Regions from separate parts of the Homo sapiens genome. Here region 2 is linked to region 1. The links are chromatin loops, found by intact Hi-C in ENCODE. Cell type or tissue: dorsolateral prefrontal cortex. All regions are shown on one strand. Links, peaks and the distances in the headings refer to the core of each region. The heading gives the core; the rest is flanking DNA.

Evidence for each region. A loop is a pair of places that touch in the nucleus more often than their neighbours do. Peaks named below come from ENCODE experiments on the same cell type or tissue, not always from the same donor. Only the 100,000 strongest peaks of a DNase experiment are listed, where the experiment ranks them.
Region 2: a loop joins it to region 1, with 6 times the contacts of the local background. A loop is called at or near these places in 2 of 110 quality-filtered maps.

Annotation. Positions count from the first base shown.
Region 1 is chr2:239,440,288-239,451,412 of GRCh38, forward strand. No RefSeq gene overlaps it. Among named protein-coding and RNA genes, the nearest start is that of HDAC4-AS1, 44 kb to the left of the region's middle. In dorsolateral prefrontal cortex, for the core only: a CTCF peak has its summit at 5,673; DNase peaks (open chromatin) are centred at 3,991, 4,514, 5,192 and 5,654; H3K4me3 peaks cover 1,664 bases; H3K27ac peaks cover 6,309 bases.
Region 2 is chr2:239,922,737-239,933,861 of GRCh38, forward strand. It overlaps a transcript of NDUFA10 not described here. Among named protein-coding and RNA genes, the nearest start is that of MIR4786, 15 kb to the right of the region's middle. RefSeq lists a silencer at 6,168-6,389. In dorsolateral prefrontal cortex, for the core only: a CTCF peak has its summit at 6,425; DNase peaks (open chromatin) are centred at 5,065, 5,915 and 6,425; H3K4me3 peaks cover 2,215 bases; H3K27ac peaks cover 2,354 bases.

The DNA of each region.
Region 1 (11,125 bases), core at 1,177-9,176:
TCTAATCAGTGGTGATGCACCAGCTGCCCTCGCTGGGGCCAGATCCCTGGCTTCTTCCTGCATGATCCCTAGGCTTCCTCCCAAGGAGCTGGTGGTCAGAATTCCTCAGCAGGTGAACAGAAAGCCAGGAAAACATCTTCCCAGGGACCTTGCCCAGCCCCAGGTGCAGCTGTTGTTCTGGAAAATTACTGCACTGCATTTCAGAAGCATCTCTAATCCCCAAATCTGTCATCGCCTTGCCCACCCTGGCCCAGCTTTTGTAAAAGGGCAAAGAGAAGAGCAGGTGAGAATCAATTCACAGAATCGCAGCCGTTCTGCCCCCTTCAGCTTCCAGCTCGGGCTCGCCTGGGAGCTGAGCCGCACCGGCTCTCTCTTTTGTCTGAAACAAGCAGCAGGATTGTTTTGCTCAGTGTTGTCAGAGTTGTTTTTAAACAGCCGCCCATCGTGCTGCAGGGAGGGAGGGCGAGACACATGTGGATCAACAATGAGATGGGTCTTGGCCTCGGGACGGGATGCCCGGGTCGGGGAGTGCAGCTTTGATCTGGCAGGCCGGCCTGAAGAACAAAGCCGGTCTCCTGGTCCCTCCTCGGCTGTGCCCAGCTGCACTCACTCTGAAGCTGAATCTTGGCAGTTGTGATTCTTCTGCTGGCAAAACGGAGATGGCAGGCCCCCTGGGTCTGGGCTGTTGAATGCCACGCGGGCAGGGGGCCTCTCCTTCCCCCACTGGCACGGGCTGTTGGAAACCCGTCAGTTCGGACTCTGAGCTGTGCCCCCCAACAGACAACATAATAGGACCCAAATCAGATACTCGTGAGCCAGGCAGTGACTTGGGCTCGCTTTGATTGGTGTGTGAGGCACAAATAAACAGAAAATGTCTATAAACTTCTTTTAGTTGGAATCAGAAGTGGGCTTTACTTGGATTACTCCTCCCCAGGGAGGGGCATGACAACCTATTTTTAAAGGCTCAAGTGGAAAAGTCCTTTTGCAGCTGTGAAAACACCCTCAGGGGTCAGCCCCCCCACCTCCCTGCCCCCCAAGGCTCTGTTAACCGCAATGGGGATGTGGTCTCCTTGATACGGGTTCGTGCCACGGTTCTAGGGCAGCAGGGAGGGAGGGAGGCCGGTGTTTACTGCTCTTCCTTGGGAGAGACCGAGGTGGAAACATGACGGAGAAGCGTAAAACCTGGAGAGATTTCTACGTCCTCCAGTGGGTCATTGAATGTTCTCAGGCTTCAGTGACAGCCCTTCCCTTTCATTTTTCTAAACGCGAGTGCATTCGTAGCGGCACTGAGAAGCTGAGATGTCTGATGCTGACTCCTGCTCGCAGGAAGAGATGGCTCTTTTGTTTCATACATTTGCAGCACGGCCCTCGTAAGAGCGGGCCTTTACTGGAAAACTGGACACATGTCATCTGGGGCTGTGAACACATATCCATAGTAAGTTGAAATCCAAAGGAGACCTTGGATCGTTGCATTTTGGTTCAGAACATCTGGAAGGCTCCACTGCTAAATTTTCTAAACTATAAACTGCCATGACATGGAGCCTCATCATAGCCTCAGCCAGTTCCCCAGGATTACACTCTGGGAGGGCAGAGTGTAATTTGCAGAGCATCTCCACATGCATCTTTTCTCTCAGTCCCCTGGGTGCTGGGGGAGGGATTTGTTGTGGCCGGCATGATCCTATTTTACACAGGAAGAAACAGACACCCAGAGGGTTTTTGGAAATGCCCAAGAACCCTCATTTCTGCAAGTCAAATTTCACCCCAGATACAAAGAGGCACCTCATGGTGACAGGGAAAAGCATCTAAAGAGAATTTCCTTCTTGTTCCTGGGCGTGAGTGTGAAAATGGGTTCTGCTAGCTTTTGTGCACGTCTGTGGTTATTTTAATGAATAGCTGTGTAAACATTATTCTTTTTGCAATTTTCTTCAGCAAGTTGTGACTGCAGGCTCCCTCTTCCCTGATGCCCAGAGGGAGCACAGTTCGATTTAAGGACCGGGCAAATGGATGTCATCCGTGTACTCCACCCATTCCTGCCCCAAAAGGCCAACTTTCCGTTGACCATTATTTTGGATTATCTGAGTTTTGGCGCTTCTCTGGCAAGTCACTGTGTATCTCTGAGCCTCAGGCTCCCCTCTGTGCACAGGGAGAGTGCCAGGAGGGTCCTTGCCCCCAGGGCATGGGGATTAAATGAGCTACTGCACACGCAGTGCTCACCTCAGTTCCCGGCACATTTGTGTTATGAGATGGAGTGCACAGAAACAAAGGAGTAAAGATGGAGAGGCCCAGGAGACAGAAGGCAGCACAGCTGCCTGAGTGAGGCTAAACATGAGCCCCGGCAGGCAGCGTGGGCACAGAGAGAGCACGAGACAGGACGCTCCATACCCAAATCAAGGCTCCAAAGCTTTGGGTCAGAGGCATCTTGCCCTGGAGCCAGAGGTTGCTGGCAAATGTTTATCAACCAGTTGTGTGGGGTGGGGGTGGGGGACGCTTTCATCTGTAGCATCTGCCCATGTCTCTGGTGTAAATATTCCCATTGTAGCAGATGTCAAGCTACTGATATGATGCCACTGAAAGCAGAGATGGGAAGATGCATTGTCAGCTTTTGGGAACCCAAGTGAACTCCATGACAGCACTGAAAAGGCATCTGACACCAGAGCTGGGCCCAGGGTAGAGTCCACTAAGCCTTCACAGTCCTCATCTCACATGATCCCCTCAATAGCCCACACATGAGGGGCTCCTGGGCAAGGGAACAAGCGGGCTCCAGCACACCACTGCCTAGAGTGCATCATGGTTTGAATGCTGGATGTGAACAGAGAGGGAAGTGGCTTTTCTTTCACCTGCCTCCTGGGTCACAGCAGCTCCAGGCACTGGCAGATGCAATCACGGCATCATGGCGTGGAAGGTGCTATAGAAACCATTTTGTTTCATCTCTCGGTCAAAGCAGGGATCTCTTTTCAAAGAGACACTCTTGGGAGGTGGTCCCCCAGCTCTCTGCCTTCCACAGGACCCTGGCATTGCTGGGCAGTTTGATTCCTTGGAGAAGTGTCTCTGTATTGAGCTGAAGTCAGTCTCTTGTCGCTTCCACCTTCCACCACGGCTTGGTCATCGGCGGTTCCTCCTGCATCTCCTGTGTGAACACCAGCCTGTGTCTGACCCCAGCTCTCATGGGCCCAGGTTTTCTCTCTTCCCGCTCAACTTGGCCAGTCCTAGTCAAGAGCCATGGCCCCCAGTTCTTTCCTGTTGGAGCTTCAGAAGTCTCTTCAGAGCATCATCCTAAGTCAATAAGTGTCCTCAGGACTGAGAAGAAGGTGTCTTTGGGGCACTGTTAATTAACATTTCAAAATCACATTCCCAAATCTAAATGAATTCCTCTACATACACAGATAAACAACCAGGACAACTTTTACAACCCTACAAAAGTGTACTAAAAGAGTATGATTTTTTGTATTAAAAGAGAGCTCTAAGAATTTTCCATAATACAGACCAGCGGCTGCCTCCATCCTGCCCACTCACCCCTTAGCCCTTTGCCTGCTGCCATTTCACCCTTTTGGCGGCCTTGGGACCCTGCCCCTGATGTCCTCTGCCTGACTTTCTGGGCTCCGCTGTTCCAGCTTTTCATTCCCCTTTGCCCTAATTGCAGCCTTTGGCCTAGTATCACCTGCCCAGAGCTCCTTGTTGTCAGGTTCAGCTGCCTTCTTGGTCTGGAGGCCTCTTACTTGCAATTGTTCAAGGCTGTGCCCGAAAGGGAGCTCTTTCAGAAGCTGTCCTTGTTTGCTCCAACCTCCGGCAGCTCTGAGAGCCCTTCTGCACTCACAGGCTACACCACTCTGCTGACTTTCAGGCTACACCACTCCGCTGACTTTCAGGCTACAAGCTGTCCTTGCCGCTTCTCGAGTCGGGACACCCAGAGCTGGCTGAAGATGGGGGGGCAGCACCCTTCCTCTCTGTGTTGCCAAGGCCTTGGCATCTGCTCATCAGGCCTTGGAGTGTGACATGGGGCTGGGGCTTCGTGTTTTCACTCTGACAAGCACAGCCTCTGTGCTCCTAGAGCTGGAAGGACTCCATTGCCCACAGTCGAGTGCTGGCTACACGTGTGTGTCTCTCCTTCCCGACTTCTGCCTGATCTGTCAGCCCTTCCAGGAAGGCCATGGCAGTGTCATGACTCACAGGGGCAGGAAATACTTGTTCACACACCCATCACTCATCCTCTGTGGATGCCTGACCTGCTCTTCTTCCATCCTTGGAAGTCAAGGACGTGAGTTTTGGAGTCAGATGGGTTGGGTCCTAACCTGGCTCCTCCACCTACCATTTGCGTGTTTAGACCTTGTCAGCTATGAAAAAGAACACATTGAGAGAAATGTAGAGTCATGGATTAGGTGGAATGAACCACCCAGGTCAAGAAACAGAACAAAGCCAAGCCCCAGAGGCAGACTGCGATGACTCCCTAAGCGGATAAAACACAAGGGAGGGTGAGGGAATTGGAGATCTGCCACGCTTTGACAGCGAAGCTGGGTTCCAGCCAGGCCAGTCCACGGGGCGCTGCTTCATTCTGTCAAATGGGCACTGACCATCCATCACATGGAGCTGGTGGCAATCACTACCCACTTCATCCTTGGGTGAATCACTTAAAGCAAAAGAAATACAGAACCCCGGAATCTTCCATAGTACTATACCAGGTGGACCCCTTTGGCTAAAGTAGCAGACAGATACATTTTAGATTCTACTCTCTAGATCACAAGCCTCCTAGTTTCTTGTTTCGGGAGCCCTCGATTTCCATGCCTTTGAAGGATGCTGGCGTTTCATAACAGTCAGACTTCTCGCTTTGTGAAATCCCGTCCTAATCTCCAGGTCAATAAAGTGACTCATCTTTGGGCTTAACGATCCTTTTGTTTAGGGAGAAAATAGTTTCTACTGAGTGATAATCTATTTATAAAACGTTGCATCTGATTAGCCACTATTTTATCTTCCAACAATGCTTAGGCTTTCGTGTTTTAAGGAGGAAAATTTAGTGGGGGTGTGGAAGGGGAAGGATACATTTTTCTTGGCCAACCTCAAAGGTGTCTGCTGGGATTGGTTCATTTTCCGGAATGCCTAATGCTTGGGATTGTGAAACATGCCCTGCCTCCCAGCAAGCAGGTACCTCACTTGGCCTATTGTGTACGACAAACATCTTCTGCCCTCTTGCCAACCCGAGCATGTCGCAATGAGCTGGGCTGCTGTTGATCCCTTCCAGCCGAAAGCATTCTGCACCAGAGAAGCTTGGTATTTGCATAGCAATTAGTTTGTATTCCTACAAAAATTTTCATGGATTCAAATTCTTCATAGAAAGAATGAACCAGAGAGTAAACTGAACCACAGATTAAAGGGCTCATGTCAGGCAATTCTTTGAACAGTTTTTTTTATGGTTTTGAACCATCATTATTTGTAATATTCTCTGAAAAGCCAGCAAATAATTGTTTTCCCCCTACTGATTTTGTTCTTCTCCTCTTAGCAAATATTGATTCTTTCCCCCCCTTCAAACTTGGTGCTGAATGGAACTGAAATTAACAGGGCTGCTTTTGTTTAATACAATGAACAAAAACTTGTGTTTGGAAGGTTCTAGTCCTGCCAAAACATCTGTGCAAGGCCCAGATGGCAGCGGGCTCTGGAAATAGGGCCTGGGAGTTACATGCTTCTGCCGAGTCAGCAGAGGGAGTGAATACGCTGAATTTTTATAGGTCCTACAAAAATAGTAACTTTTGAAAACTTCTTGGCAACAGAGACTTTTTTTTTTTTTTTGGAATGTGCTAAGATTGTGGGGCTTCCCCATTAGATAACTAAGTAGAGAAAAGCCCAATTTATCATCAGAAAGTCTGTTTGTAAGTACAACTATAACTTTTGTCAGCTTCATTCTCAGCAGGTCCCAAACTGCCAAAACTTTCAGCTTCTTTGGTAGGGTTGATGCCTGGAACATGTTTGCAAAATGGAAAAAGGCCCCAACAGTTTTTCCTTCAACAAGCAAAGCCTGATGTGCCTGCTGCGTGCCAGGTACACTGACCAGCAGGGCAAAGTTGGAGGACTCAGGAGGAAGGATGAGTAAAGGAGAGCGTCAACTCATGATCTCCCCTGCAATTCATGGTTAGAGACTGTTTCAGGCCCTGGAACTAATTTTGTGATTAGTTTGGAGAAGGCGAAGTGTCTTGTCCTGGCTGTGGGGAGACAGTCCTCCCCTTTGCCTTCTCAGAAGGCAGGTATCTCCCAATTCATCATGGCAGAGATTTTGAACTCCAAATCAATGGGATCTTACTGTTGGCATACTTTTGTACTTTGCTTCTTTTGTCCAAAATTATATTTGTGAGTTTTATTCAAGTACAGCTGTTACTGGTTCATTTTTATTGCTATACAGTCTTCTAGTGTGTAGAATTCAGTACGATTTGTTTGTCTCTTCTGTTTTCTGTGGGGATAAGGTTGAAAATTTTATGTGTTTATTGGCCATTTGGATTTTCTTCTTGTTTGAAGTACTTGTTGTAGTTTTTTTGGTCTGTTTTCTATTTGGTTGTTTGTTGTTTAACATTCGAATTTGCAGGAGTTATTTACATAATTTGAAAGACAGTCACAGTGGGCTGCATGTGTTACAGATATCTTCTCCTAGATCGTGTCTCCCCACTGGTCATGAGGGATGTTTTTGTGACTTTGGATAACTAATTTTAATGTAGCTAAATGTATCAATCTTTTTCTCTATGGGTAATATCTGTTTGTGTCTGGTTGAAGAATTTTTTTCCATCCAGAGTTTGGGAAGATATTCTCATATTAATATAGTCTAAACAATTTATTTTTTGTCTTTCCAGTTTAGTCCTGTTTATGGTGACCAGTCTATTTTTGCTTGGGACTTGACTAGTTTTAACACTAAAAGTTCTGGGGATTCCTCAGTCCTGAGCAGGCTGAGACAGATGGTAACTTTACCTATAATCTAACTGGAATTGATATTTTGGATATGGTGTGAGGTAGGGTGTAATTTCATATTTTTCTTGAATGGATAGTCAATAGGTCTAGCGTGAATTCTTAAAAATCCCACCCTTTACCTGCCTTAGCATATGATAAAGGTGGCATTTCAGCTATCTGTTTTGGGATCACTATTTGGTCTTATGTGACTATTTGTCTATCCCTTTTGTATTAACAGAGGTCTTAATACCTAGGAAGGTTAGACCTCCAAGTTATTTTTATTTAAAAATGTCTTGACTCTTCTTGGACTTTTGTATTTTATATAATGCTTAAAGTCAGTGTATCAGTTTCTACAAGGGATTTTGATAGGGATTATGTTGAATCCATAAATTGTTTTAGAAAGAATTGATATGCTTCTAATAGAGAATGCTCCCATCCATGGACATGGTCTCTCTCCATTTATTCAGGGCTTCTTCATAAATTTTATTTCTTTTTCCATAGAGGTTGTGTACATCTTTAGTTAGATTTATTATTGGCATTTTATGGTTTTGGATGCTTTTGTAGATGATATTTTAAAATGTATAATTTTATAACTGTTTATTATATTTCTGTATATTGATTTAGTACCTACCCATTTTACTAAACTCTTATTAAATGTTATCTATGAATATTGGCAGTTTTGTTTTCCCTTTCTAATTCTTATATCTCTTAGTTTTTTCTCTGGTCTCACTGTGCTGGCTGGGGCTTCCAATCCAATTTGAAAGCAAGTGTGAAAGTGTATGTCCTTATCTTGTTCTTTATCTTGAGTGTATAAATATTTCAATATCTTGCCAATAAGGGTGCTGTTTGCTGTGAAAATTTTGAAATACTCTTTATCAGGTTAAGGGAATTCTGCTGTATTTTTAGTTTTTAAATAATAAAAATGTTGAATTTTATCAAACACTTTCCCTCACATTTATTGAGATAACAAATGTTTGCTTTTCTTTTATTTGTTGATATGATAATTCATTACCAACCTTGCATTCCTGGTATAATTCAACTTGATCATGATGTGTTCTCGTTTGTATATATTGCTATCTTTCCCCTGATAATTGTTTTGTTGTCATTTTTAAAAAATGTATGTTGCGGGTAAATGAGATTAGCATGTATGTTTTCATTCTCATGATATCATTTTTGGATTGTGCTAGTCAGAATATAATAGCCTCATAAAATGAGTTAGAAAGTGTTTCTTCTTTTTCTGTTTTTTGTTTTGTTTTGTTTTGTTGGTTCAGTGGGGCAGGGGAAGAGATTTTGTAATTCTTTCTTTCCTGAGTATCTGAATTTTCCAGTGAAGCCATCTATACCTGGAAGTTTGTTTGAGGAAAAAAAATGTCACTAATGATTGCATTTATTTAATGATTATAGGCTGTTTCTTCTTAAGTTTTGAAAAGTTTTTAGGAATTTCCTATTTTATACACATTTTTAGATTCATTTTCACAAATTATTGGATATTTTAAAAAAATTCTCTTATTACATTTCTCATATATGTAGGATCTGTAGCAATGTCCCCTTTCTCATTTTTGATTATGTGTATGCCTTTTCTGTTTATTCTTGATGAGTCTTGCTAGGGTATTGACACTAATATTAGTTTTTTTCAAATAACCAATGTGTTTATATGCTTTAGTGAATGTTTATTTTTTACTTTATTAATTTGTGGTCCTATTAATATTATTTTTCCTTAATATTTTTGTGATTTTTTTTTTTTTTTTTATTGATCATTCTTGGGTGTTTCTCACAGAGGGGGATTTGGCAGGGTCATAGGACAATAGTGGAGGGAGGGTCAGCAGATAAACAAGTGAACAAAGGTCTCTGGTTTTCCCATGCAGAGGACCCTGCGGCCTTCCGCAGTGTTTGTGTCCCTGGGTACTTGAGATTAGGGAGTGGTGATGACTCTTAACGAGCATGCTGCCTTCAAGCATCTGTTTAACAAAGCACATCTTGCACCACCCTTAATCCATTTAACCCTGAGTGGACACAGCACATGTTTCAGAGAGCACAGGTTTGGGGGTAGGGTCACCGATCAACAGGATCACAAGGCAGAAGAATTTTTCTTAGGACAGAACAAAATGAAAAGTCTCCCATGTCTACCTCTTTCTACACAGACATGGCAACCATCCGATTTCTCAATCCTTTCCCCCCTTTCTATTCCACAAAACCGCCATTGTCATCATGGCCCGTTCTCAATGAGCTGTTGGGTACACCTCCCAGACGGGGTGGTGGCTGGGCAGAGGGGCTCCTCACTTCCCAGTAGGGGTGGCCGGGCAGAGGCGCCCCTCACCTCCCGGACGGGGCGGTTGGCCTGGCGGGGGCTGACCCCCACCTCCCTCCCGGACGGGGCGGCTGGCCGGGCAGAGACGCTCCTCACTTCCCAGACGGGGTGGCTGCCAGGCGGAGGGTCTCCTCACTTCTCAGACGGGGCGGCTGGGCAGAGACGCTCCTCACCTCCCAGACGGGGTCGCCGCCGGGCAGAGACGCTCCTCACCTCCCAGACGGGGTGGCGGGGCAGAGGCGCTCCCCACATCTTAGACGATGGGCGGCCGGGCAGAGACGCTCCTCACTTCCTAGATGGGACGGCGGCTGGGAAGAGGCACTCCTCACTTCCTAGATGGGATGGCGGCCGGGCAGAGACGCTCCTCACTTTCCAGACTGGGCAGCCAGGCAGAGGGGCTCCTCACATCCCAGACGATGGGCGGCCAGGCAGAGACGCTCCTCACTTCCCAGACGGGGTGGCGGACCGGCAGAGGCTGCAGTCTCCGCACTTTGGGAGGCCAAGGCAGGCGGCTGGGAGGTGGAGGTTGTAGCGAGCCGAGATCACGCCACTGCACTCCAGCCTGGGCGCCATTGAGCACTGAGTGAACCAGACTCCGTCTGCAATCCCGGCACCTCGGGAGGCCGAGGCTGGCGGATCACTCGCGGTTAGGAGCTGGAGACCAGCCCGGCCAACACAGCGAAACCCCGTCTCCACCAAAAAAATACGAAAACCAGTCAGGCGTGGTGGCGCGCGCCTGCAATGGCAGGCACTCGGCAGGCTGAGGCAGGAGAATCAGGCAGGGAGGCTGCAGTGAGCCGAGATGGCAGCAGTACAGTCCAGCTTCGGCTTGGCATCAGAGGGAGACCGTGGAAAGAGAGGGAGAGGGAGACCGTGGGGAGAGGGAGAGGGACAGGGAGAGGGAGAGGGAGAGGGAGAGGGCGTGATTTTTTTTTTTTTTGAGATGGAGTATCACTCTGTTGCCCAGGCTGGAGTACAGTGGCGCAATCTCAGCTCACTGCAACCTCTGCCTTCCAGGTTCAAGCGATTCTCCTGCCTCAGCCTCCTGAGTAGCTGAGATTACAGGTGTGTGTGCCACGTGCCTGGCTATTTTTGTAGTTTTATTAAAGACAGGATTTCACCATGTTGGCCAGGCTGGTCTTGAACTCCTGACCTCAGGTGATCCATCTGCTTCGGCTTCCCAAAGTGCTGGGTGATTTATTTTAGAACTATATATTTTTTCCAAATGTCCTGAGATGGATTGTTAGCTCATTAATTTTCCCTTTTTTCTAAGATAGACATAAAAGGCTATGTTTTCCTATAAATGCAGCATTACATGCATCTCACAAGTTTTGATACATAGTATTTGTTATTGTTCAGTACAAATATTTTCTGATTTTTCTTGTGATGCTTCAAACACATGGGTTATTCTGAACCATATTAATTTCCAAACATGGAGATTTCTAGTTATTTGTTGTTATTAGCTTGTAGCTTAATCTTATTGTGAGAGAACTTGCTTCTGTAGTTCAGCACATTTTTTTTTGGCATAACATATACTCAACTGTTTAGTATATTTTCTATGTATGTATAAGGAGACACACACACATAGAGAGAGAGAGAGAGAGAGAGAGTGTGTATTCTGCAGTTGATGGGTAACAGTGTTCCATAAGTTTGTTAATTGTGTTGTATAAATCTATATCCTTACTTAGCATTGACCAGCTTTATATGTGTATTACAAAAAGAAGTGTGTTGAAATCTCCTATTACGAGTATGTATTTATCAACTTCTGAGGTTCTATCGAAATTTCCTTTGTATGTTTCAGTGCTGTTATGAGGTGCATACAAATGTATTGTCACACATTTTATTTCCATCTTTTTGAACCCCTCCATACATTGTTGCAACCATTTAGTCAGTTTG
Region 2 (11,125 bases), core at 1,800-9,799, 480 kb after region 1:
TGTGAGGGAGAGTGAAGTGGGTTTCCACCCCAGGTGTCATCCTGGAGCTGTAAGCACCCTAAGAATCCCCGGCCCCATCACAGGTGTGCAGTGTGCCAGCAGGTAAGATGGTAGGGTACGGATACCACACCTTTGCGAAGTAGAAAGGACAATGATTACCATGAGGCTGCAAACCAAGGAGCAACTGGCATTGCCAGGGCTCAAGAACATCAAAGTCTGGTAAATTAGAAGTAAAGGATGGAGGCAGATGTTGGCTTAAAAGAAGAGAAGTATGAGTAGCTATATATGTTATCAGATAAAGTAGGTGTCAGAGCAAAGAAAATTACCAGGGACAAAAGAGGCCATTACATACATCATGATGAAAGGGTCAATATGCAAGAAGACACAGCAATCCAAAATACATAGCCACTGAGCAACACAGCTTCATAATACATAACACAAAAACTGAAAGTAGAAATAGACAAATCCACAAATAAACTTGTAGACTTCAATACCCTTCTCTCAGCAATACAACTGCTAGACACAAAATCAGCAAAGATGCATAAAAACTGAGCACTATCAAACAAAAGTATCTAATATTCTAGACTGCTGCACTTCAAACTGCATAATATACATTCTATACCTATGAAAAATTCCCCAAATAGACCATATCCTGGTTCATAAAAAAAACTGAAACCATACAAAATATGTTCTCTGACCATAAGGAAACCAAAGAAGAAATCAATAACAAAAAGATAACAGGAGTATCTCAAAGCACTTGAAAATTAAACAACAGATTTATAAATAATACATGGGTTCAAGAAATATCCTAGAAGAAAAGTAAATAATACAGAAAAAATAGAAATAAAAACACACACATCAAAATTTGTGGGGTGCGTATTAAATGCTTACATTAGAAAAGAGGAAGAGTCCCAAATCAATAATTTAAGTGCCAAGATAATCTGAATTCCTACACAAATAAGCTAGGAAAAAGGGCACAATAAACACAGAGCAAGAAAAAAAAGAAAAAGAAAATTAAAAAGCAGAAATCAATGAAATTGAAAACAGAAAAATAAGGGAAATCAAGAAAATAAAAACTTGTTTCCATGAAAATATCAATAAAATTAATAAACCTCTAGCAAGACAGACAAAGGAAAAAGAGAGAAGACACAAATTACCAATGCTGGAAATGAAACAGGTGATATTACTACAGACCCTGCAGCCATTAAAAGGAGCAAATATTACAAACATTACTGCACACATAAATTTCACAACTTAGATGACATGGATCAATTACTTGAAAACTACAGCTCATCCAATATAAAATGCATTTAATCTTTAATTTAAAAGCTTCTTTAAAAGTCTCCATGCCCAGGTGGTATCAGTGGAGAATTCTACCAAACATTCAAAGAGTAATTAGTGCCAATTATACACAGTCTCTTCCAGAAAATAAAAGAGAAAAAAGCATATCCTTTTTCATTTTATGCGACTGGTATTACCTTAATAAAAACCTGAAAAAGGAAGCACAAAAATGAAAAATATCAATATCCTTCATGAACTTAGATACAAACATCCCCAGCAAAACACTAGCAAATTCAATCAAACATCACATTAAAAAAAGAATCATACCCCACAATCAAGTGGGTTTTATTGCAGGAATGCAAAGTAGGGTTCATTGAAAATAATATAATACACCATCAACAGGTAAACAGGTAAAGAAGAAAAACTCACATTATCATATCAATTGATGATGCAGAAAATGTACTTGACAAAAGTCAACCCACTGATTTATGATGTTAAAAAAAAACCTCTCGGCAAACAGGTAGAGAGAGGAACTTCCTCAACTCGATAAAGAACATTTACCAAAAAAAAGAAATCACAGCTAACATAACACTTAATGATAAAAGACTCGGATCCTGAATATCATTAAGAAGTTGGAGATGTCTACTATTACCACTCCTATTCAATGTAGGACCAAAAATCCTAACTAGAGTAGTAAGTCAAGAAAGGAAAACAAATGGCATAGAGATTGGAAAAAAATAAAGAAAAACTCTTCTTATTTGCAGATGACATGATGGTATACATAGAAATTATCTCCCCTCAATTATTTTAAAATTCTTAGAACTAATGCGTGTTCATCAAGGCTGCAGGATACAAGAACAACACACGTAAAAATTATTGTATTTCTGTATAATAGCAATGAGCCCATAGAAACTGAAATTAAAAATACAATGCAGTGTATTTACAATAACTCAAAAAATTACCTATGTATAAATAAACATGCCATGTGCAGGATCTGTATGTTGAAAACTACAAAATGTTAATGAGATAAGTAAAATAAGATCTAAATAGATGGAGAGAAATACCACATTCATGAATTGGAAAACTCAATTCTCCCTAAATTCATCTATAGTCTTAGTGTAGTTCTTATTAAAATCCTAGCAGAAATCTGTGCAGATGTGAATAAGCATATCTTATATTTTATATGGAAAGGAAAATAAACTAGACTAGCTTAAACAAATTTTGAAAAAGAAGAAAAATGTGGGAGGAATCACTCTACCTGATTTTAATTTTTACTCCATCATTACGGTAATCAAGACTATAGAGAAACAGAGAGAAAAGAGAACAGAATAAAGAACCTAGAAACAGATCCATACAAGTACTTCCAATTGATGTTTGACAAAGGTGCAAAAGCAATTCAATGGGGAAGGGATAGTCTTTCTACAAATAAATGGTGCTGAAGTGAGTGAACATCCATTGGCAAAAGAAATGAACTGCGACCTAAGTCTCCCTTTATGTACAAAAATTAACTCACAATGGACCACAGACTTAAATGTAAAGTGTAAAACTACTAAACTTGCAGAAAACAACAGAGAAGGTCATCTTTGAGATCTAGGGTTAGGTGAAGAATTCTTAAGACTTGACTCGTAAAGTATTATCAATTAAAAAATATACATAAAATTGGACCTCACGCAAATTTAAGTTTTTGCTCTGTGAAAAGCCCTAGTGACAGAATGAAAAGACAAGCTACAAGGTGGGAGATCACCTGGCAGAGGACAAAATCTGAAATACATAAAGAAGGTCTCAAATCTCAACAATGATCAGCTCAGTCCAGTTAGAAAATGTGCAAAAGACATGAACAGATATTTCACAAAGAGGATATACAGATTAGCACATGAAAACATGTTAACATCACCAGTCACTAGAGAAATGAAGACCACAATGAAATATCACTATACATCTTTCAGAGCAACTAAAATTAAAAATAGAGACCACACCAAAGCCTGACGAGGATGCTGAGAGATTGTCCTTCACACATCATTGGTGGGAATGTAAGGTGGTACCCCACTCTGGGAAACATTTTGGAGTCTCTGATAAAAAATTAAACATACACTTACCCTACGATCCAGCAATTACACTTCTGGGCATTTACACCAGAGGAATGAAACTTTCTGTCTACACAAAAACTTGTATATCAATGTTCATAGCGGCTTTATTCATAATTGTCAAAATCTGGAAACGATGTCAATTTCCTTCAATGGGTGAATGGTTAAACAAACTGTGGTACACTGGTAATGTGAGCTCAGCAATAAACAGAAAAAACTAGCATACAATGCTTCAGTCAACAACAGACCAAATATGCTACAGTGGTCCCATGAGACTATAATGAAGCTGAAGAAATCCTATCCCCTAGTGACACTGTAGCCAGCATATGTCATAGCTTGTCTGTGATGAGGCTGGTGTAAGCAAACCTACTGTGTGCCAGTCATATACAAGTCTAGCACATGCAATTATGTACAGTACATAATACTGATGAAAATAACTGACGATATTTCTGGATTATATTTTTAGTACACTATACTTTTTATCATAATTTTGGAGTGTACTCCTCCTACTTATAAAAAAAAATAGATACCTGTAAAACAGCCTCAGATAAGTCCTTCAGGAGGTATTCAGAAGAAGGCATCATTACCACAGGGGAGAACAATTCCATGTGTGCTACTGCTCCTGAAGACCTTCCAGTGGGACAGGAGGTGGAGGTGGAAGACAGTGACGTCATATTAGTCTGTCCTCATGCTGCTAATAAAGACGTACCCGAGACCGGGTAATTCATAAAGGAAAGAGGTTTAATGGACTCACAGTTCCACATGGCTGGGGAGGCCTCACAATCATGGTGGAGAGCGAAGGGGAAGCAAGACACGTCTTACATGGTGGCAGGCAAGAAAGTGTGTGCAGGGGAGCTTCTCTTTATAAAACCACCAGATCCCATGAGACTGATTCACTGTGACAAGAACAGCATGGGAAAGATCCACCCCCACGATTCAACGGCCTCCCACCAGGTCCCTCCCACAACACATGGGGATTATGGGAGCTACAATTCAAGATGAGACTTGGGTGGGGACACAGTTATACCCTATCAGACATGGATGATCCTGACCGTATGTAGACCTAGGCTAATGTGTGCATTTGTGCCTTAGTATTTTTTTAAAGTTTTAAAAGTTAAAAAAGTAATAGAATAAAGCTTATAGAATAAGGATATGAAGAAAGAATATAGAGCTGTAACATGTATTTTAAGGTAAATGTTATTATAAAAGAGTCAGAAAGTTAAAAAATATCAAAAAGTGTATGAAGTAAAAGACTTAGAGTAAGCTAAGGTTAGCTTACTGAAGAAAGAAAACTTTTAACGATAAATTGAGTTTAGCCTAAGTGTGCAATGTCTATAAAGTCTGCAGCAGTGCACAGTCATGTCCCAGGCCCTCACGTTCACTCCCCACCCACTGGCTGACTCACCGACCTAACGGTGCAGTCCTCAGGATGTATCCCCGTCATTACACAAAGCATGACTGTATTGCCACTCTCACAGCCTGGAGGGGGCTCAAGGGCATTAGGCTGAATTTTAAAAGTTAATCTCTAAAGGTCACATGCCGCACAATTCCATTTATACAAAATTCTCAAAATGACAAAATCACAGAGCTGCAGAACAGCTTCCTGGTTGCCAGGGTTAGGGGTGGGGCAAGGGGAGGAGCCTGGGTGGCGACTGGGGACAGCCTGAGGGAGATTCACACGATGACATCAGCGTGGCAGCCGCCACAGGTGGCAAAATTCTATAAAACCACATGGAACAACAAATGAGTGTGAGGAAAGCTGGCAAAAACTCGGCAAGGCTGGTGGGCCCATCACTGTCAGGTCCCTGGTACCCCAATACGGTGGCTGTGGGGGTGCTGGGCAAGGACACAGGGGACTTCTGCATGCTGCGTTTGCAATTTCTTGTGCATGTGTAGTCATCAAATTAAAAGTTAAAAGCAAAGACACAAAACACCAGTACCCAGGTAAAGAGCGACTGAAGTCAAGAAGGGCCCTCCCATCCCACATGGGAAAACAGCAGACCCCAGCACAGCCCCCACCACAAACGCGAGTAAGGAGCAGAAGGTCTGTACAAAGATTCCAGGACTTTAAAAAAAAAATAACAAAAGAAGAAAACAAATGTAACAGAAAAAAAAAGGCAGGTACCAATGCCACTTTGAAGGCATAATTGTTCCATAACAGAAGAAAATGTATACCTCAACTGCTTTCATGTTTTCCAAGAAATAAAGGAGCACATGAATTCCATGAATCATGACTAAAGAAAAGAAGGCAAAAGACAAGATGAAATACAGAGCTGGAAAGAGAACACAAAGAGGAAAAAGGAAAACCACTTGCGATCTGAAAATTACTTCTATTGTGATTATTATTCTGTGAAGTCAGTTCCTCATGGCAGGAAATCCCCCGAATCCACGCCAGACTCCTCGGCCCTGGCCCACCGCGAGCCGCTGCTGGGTTTAATGCAGTTCCTGTCTCCCACCCTGGAGCTGTGACAGCGACATCTCGTTTCCAACTATGCTCTCCCCACAGGTGACCTCATCCAGGGCCCTGGGGGACACTCTCACCTGTGATTCCCAAGCTGTCTCCAAGCCCTGCCTCACCTGCTCCAGAGGCACCCAGCCAACCACCGGACATCCCGCTCCAGGTCCCTCTGTGCAAGGATGTCAGACCCTTCCGCGTTCCCTGCAGCGTCCCTTCCAAACAGGTGGTATCCGTGTTCCAAGCAGCCCAGGCCCAACCTCGGAGCCTGTGTGGTTGCTCCTTCACCCCACTCCTCCCATCAGCGGATCCTCCGCGAATCCTCCCAGCCTTGACTCCGAAACGCTTTGTCTCCCATCGCCCCGCGGCCACCCGGATCCCACTCCCGAGGTCAGGAGCCCCCGACTCTTCCTCCTGCACCTACTCCTGTCTCTGTCCAGTGCTCCCCACTGGCGCCCGGTGAGCTGAAGACAAGAACCAAAGCAGGCTTGAACCCCCTCCCGTGCCTTCCCACTGCTCTTTAAAAATGAAGAGAACGCTGCATCTGGCTAACGAGATCGTAACAAGATCGCCACCCGGCGTCTCCAAAGCCGGGATGCAGCCACCCAGGCGAGACGCTGCCCTGACACTGCAGTGATGTGCGTGCTTGGCACCAACCGGTGGCCTGGCTGCTGCCCTGGAGACAGGGACAATGGCTGCATCAGCCACCCATGGGTTACGGAGGACGGTACCGGGCAGAGACGCAGACACCGATGACTGAGTTGTCGAAGGTGGTTGAGAATGGGAAGGAGGGGCCAGGGTCTCACGAGGCCATTTCTCTTGTGGTCTCAGGTCTCACTCCTGAGCCTCCATAAAAAGGAAAAAATGAGTCAAAAAGAGCTCTTGCAAGGAATGCAAAATAAGCCATGGCAGTGTTTCCTCACCTCTCAACGTTATTTAATCAGTGGTGATTTTCCTTCTTGTGGGAGGCTAGTGCACCTCACAAGCCCGGGAAGTGCGGCAGCCCTTGCTGCTCCAGCAAGCTGCCCTGCTCCTCCGCCGGCCCTGCTTCTCCACCAGCCCTGCTCCTCCACTGCTCTTGCTCCTCCACCGCCCCTGCTTCTCCACCACCCCTGCTCCTCCACTGCCCCTGCTCCTCCACTGCTCTTGCTCCTCCGCCGGCCCTGCTTCTCCACCAGCCCTGCTTCTCCACTGCTCTTGCTCCTCCACTGCCCCTGCTTCTCCACCAGCCCTGCTCCTCCACTGCCCCTGCTCCTCCACTGCTCTTGCTCCTCCGCCGGCCCTGCTCTCCCACTGCCCCTGCTCCTCAGCCAGCCCTGCTCCTCCACTGCCCCTGCTCCTCCACCAGTCCTGCTCCTCCACTGCCCCTGCTCCTCCACTGCCCCTGCTCCTCCGCTGCCCCTGCTTCTCCACCGCCCCTGCTCCTCAGCCAGTCCTGCTTCTCAACTGCCCCTGCTCCTCCACCAGTCCTGCTCCTCCACTGCCCCTGCTCCTCCGCTGCCCCTGCTTCTCCACCGCCCCTGCTCCTCAGCCAGTCCTGCTTCTCAACTGCCCCTGCTCCTCCACCAGTCCTGCTCCTCCACTGCCCCTGCTCCTCCGCTGCCCCTGCTTCTCCACCGCCCCTGCTCCTCCACCAGCCCTGCTTCTCCACTGCCCCTGCTCCTCAGCCAGCCCTGCTTCTCCACCGCCCCTAGTCCTCCGCCAGCCCTGCTTCTCCACCACCCCTGCTCCTCTGCCACCCCTGCTCCTCCATTGCCCCTGCTCTGACCTTTGCCATGACCTTCACATCCCCTGCAAATTTCCTCCTTCAGCCGTGCATGCAGATCATCTCCCAGGATGCCCTCCTCAGAGACCTTTCCTGACCCCGTCCCCATGGATCCCGTCCTGATCGCCACTTCGCCGAGAGAAATGACCAGGTCACACCAAGCAGAAAGACGGTCCTGCCTGTCTGCAGGCAGTGGCTCCAGTCCCTCTGCACCCCGCTGTCCGCAGCCTCTGCTGACCCTGCCTGCCGCCCCCAAAGAGCTCTACAGACTCACAGGTGGCACCCGGCCAATCAGTGGTGAGCACCAGGAAGGAAAGGTACACAGGGCGGGGTTGTGGGAAACAGGGAGGTGGAAGGCAAGGATGCACCGGGAGCCGGACCAGAGGGCGTGCAGAAGAGTTCCTGGCAGGGGAACAGCAGGCATGGAGGCCCCGGTGGATGGGTACAGCGAGCTCAGGAGGAGGGGCAGGGTCCAGGAGGGGTGTGGCAGGGAGGGAGGTCAGGAGGCCGCAGGGTCCTGGTGGACGGGTACAGCATGCCCAGGAGGGGGGGCAGGGTCCAGGAGGGGTGTGGCAGGGAGGGAGGTCAGGAGGCCGCAGGGTCCTGGTGGACGGGTACAGCATGCCCAGGAGGGGGGGCAGGGTCCAGGAGGGGTGTGGCAGGGAGGGAGGTCAGGGGGCAGTAGGGCCCTGTGGAGAATGGCGTTTAGCTTTTTAGGGCCGTGGGAGCCTCGGAGGGTTTTGAGCAGAGCAGTGACTTGATTTGCTAAATTGAGTGCTTCTGGTCCCATTGGCTTTTCCCTGTGAGCATCTGAACAGCAACTTTCACCCTGGCCACAGGCATGAGCTCTTTGGGGCAGACCGGCTTAATCCACATGATGTAGTCTCTCTCACTTCTGCAGAAATCAAGGTGTCTGCAGGGCTGCAGGAAAGAAGCTGTTCCGGGCCTCTCTGGAGGTGCCCAGCACCCCTGGCATGCAGGCACCTCGCTCCAGCCCCTGCCCGTCCTCACACAGCCCCCTCCCTCTCCTTCGATGACACTTGTCATTGGATGAGGATGTGCCCGAAAGCCAGGATGAGCTCATCTCAGTATCCTTAACTAACATATCTGCAAAGATCCCTTTTCCAAATGAGGTCACATTCACAAGTCCCAGGTGGACACGTTCTGGGGACACCACTCGCCTCGCCACAGCGTCTTTCCACCAAGCGGGGTCTCCTCGCCACAGCGTCTTTCCCCCAAGCAGGGTCTCCACCTGCACTGTGCCCTCCAGATCTCCAAGCGCCCAAACCAGTGCTTGGCACACAGCAGGTGCCCAGTCAGTGTTTACTCAGTGAATGAATACAAGCTCAGCAAGATGAGAAGGCTGGCCCACAGGCCATAGCGGCCCCCAAGCTGTAACGTCCTGTGAGAAGACAGCTGCCCTGGGGCTCCCCAAGAGCCTCCATCCCTCTGGACAAATCACACTCACAGTACTGGGCTCTGAAGAGCCGCCCTTCATCTGCACCTCTGCTTTTTTTTTTTTTTTTTTTTTTGAGACGGAGTCTCGCTCTGTGGCCCAGGCTGGAGTGCAGTGGTGCGATCTCGGCTCACTGCAAGCTCCGCCTCCCGGGTTCACGCCATTCTCCTGCCTCAGCCTCCCAAGTAGCTGGGACCACAGGCGCCCATCACCACGCCCAGCTATTTTTTGTATTTTTAGTAGAGACGGGGTTTCACCATATTAGCCAGGATGGTCTCAATCTCCTGACCTCGTGATCCACCCTCTTCGGCCTCCCAAAGTGCTGGGATTACAGGCGTGAGCCACCGCGCCCGGCCTGCACCTCTGCTCCTTTAATCACACATGGTTCCTTTTTCATGTTTATTGAATAGACATCTTTATATTTTGCGAAAAAATGGGAAACAAAAACCCAAATACCCTTTTGCCTCTTAGCACCAAGAATCTATTAATTCATTGCTTGGCTGAAACCCTTATTTTGACACTTGTGCTTGGCCGAAACTGTTGTACCTGTGTTTCTCTGCATTCTGCTTTTCTTCTAACCATTTAAAAAACTACTTTCCAAGCACCTGCAAAGCCTACACGGTTACCATGCGACAGCAGTAAAACATTTCTGCGCTTTTCCATGACACGGCACCCCCGCAAGCCCGCAGGCGTGTAGATTGCTTACACGTTTCTTGCTATTTTAGAAAATGAAGCTGTGAGCCCTTTTGTAAATTAGGTCTTCCTCTGGGATAAGTTTCCAAAAGTGAAACTCTCTGGTCAAAGAATTTTTTTTTTTTTTGAGACGGAGTCTCGCTCTGTCGCCCAGGCTGGAGTGCAGTGGTGGGATCTCGGCTCACTGTAAGCTCCACCTCCCGGGTTCACGCCATTCTCCTGCCTCAGCCTCCCGAGTAGCTGGGACTACAGGCATCCGCCACCATACCCGGCTAATTTTTTTTGTATTTTTAGTAGAGACGGGGTTTCACCGTGTTAGCCAGGATGGTCTCAATCTCCTGACCTCGTGATCCACCCGCCTCGGCCTCCCAAAGTGCTGTGATTACAGGTGTGAGCCACCGCGCCTGGCCTCTGATCAAAGTATTTAATGGGCTTTATTAATCCATTTATTTACAAACCATTTTTAAGAGCCTACACTATGAGCGAGACTCCACCGTACACGCTAGAAGCAGCCCTCAGTGGGGAAGGCAGGCTATGACAAGTGACGGCAGCCCGTGTAGGTTGTGGTCTGTCTCCCGTGGCAGGGCCTGGGATGGGGGCATCTCAGCACCTCCCAGCACAGGGGCAGGTCCCAGGCAGTAGCAGGTCACATCGGAGTGAGGGATAGGAGGCTAGGGAGGGACCCCCAGGAGGCAAGCAGTTTGGATGCTGGGAGCCCTTGCCCTTCTCAAGGCTAACAGCAGTTGAGGAACAGAGGAACTCTGCCCACCCAGGCCATATCCCTCCATCCCATCTGCCTCGGGTCCCTCTTACACTGCTCAGAGATGCTCCAAGCTCAGGCCTCCATCTCTACCCTTCAGGAGTTCCCTGTCTCGCTGTCTCCTGGGGACATCCCAGGCCACAATAATGATGTGTCTATACCTGAGGACAAAGGCTGCAGCCGGGCCTGGGGAGCGACCTGGAGCCAGCTGGTCCTGCCAGTCCTGCCACCACTGCTGTAGGCTGGGACAGCCAAGCCACGGAGCCTCCATGGTTTTTTTTTTGTTTTTTTGTTTTGTTTTGTTTTGACGGAATCTCGCTCTGTCACCCAGGCTGGAGTGCAGTGGCGGGATCTCTCAGAGCCTCCAACTTAATGCACAGCTACACTTGCAGGAAGTCCCTGCAGCCTCCTCCCAGGGCTACGGGGAGTGTCGTGTAAAACCCTGTGTGTGAAAATGCTTTGACAGGCATCAGGTGCTCCAAGGATCTAAGGAATGATATGTAGGGCCCTGTACGGAACGAAGTCAGTGAAACAGGGGCACGTCCCAAAATTACAGGGAAGAGAGATTAATCAAGGTAACACCATTCCATAAGCGGATTGGATCATAGATTTGAATGATCCAGTTTTGTAT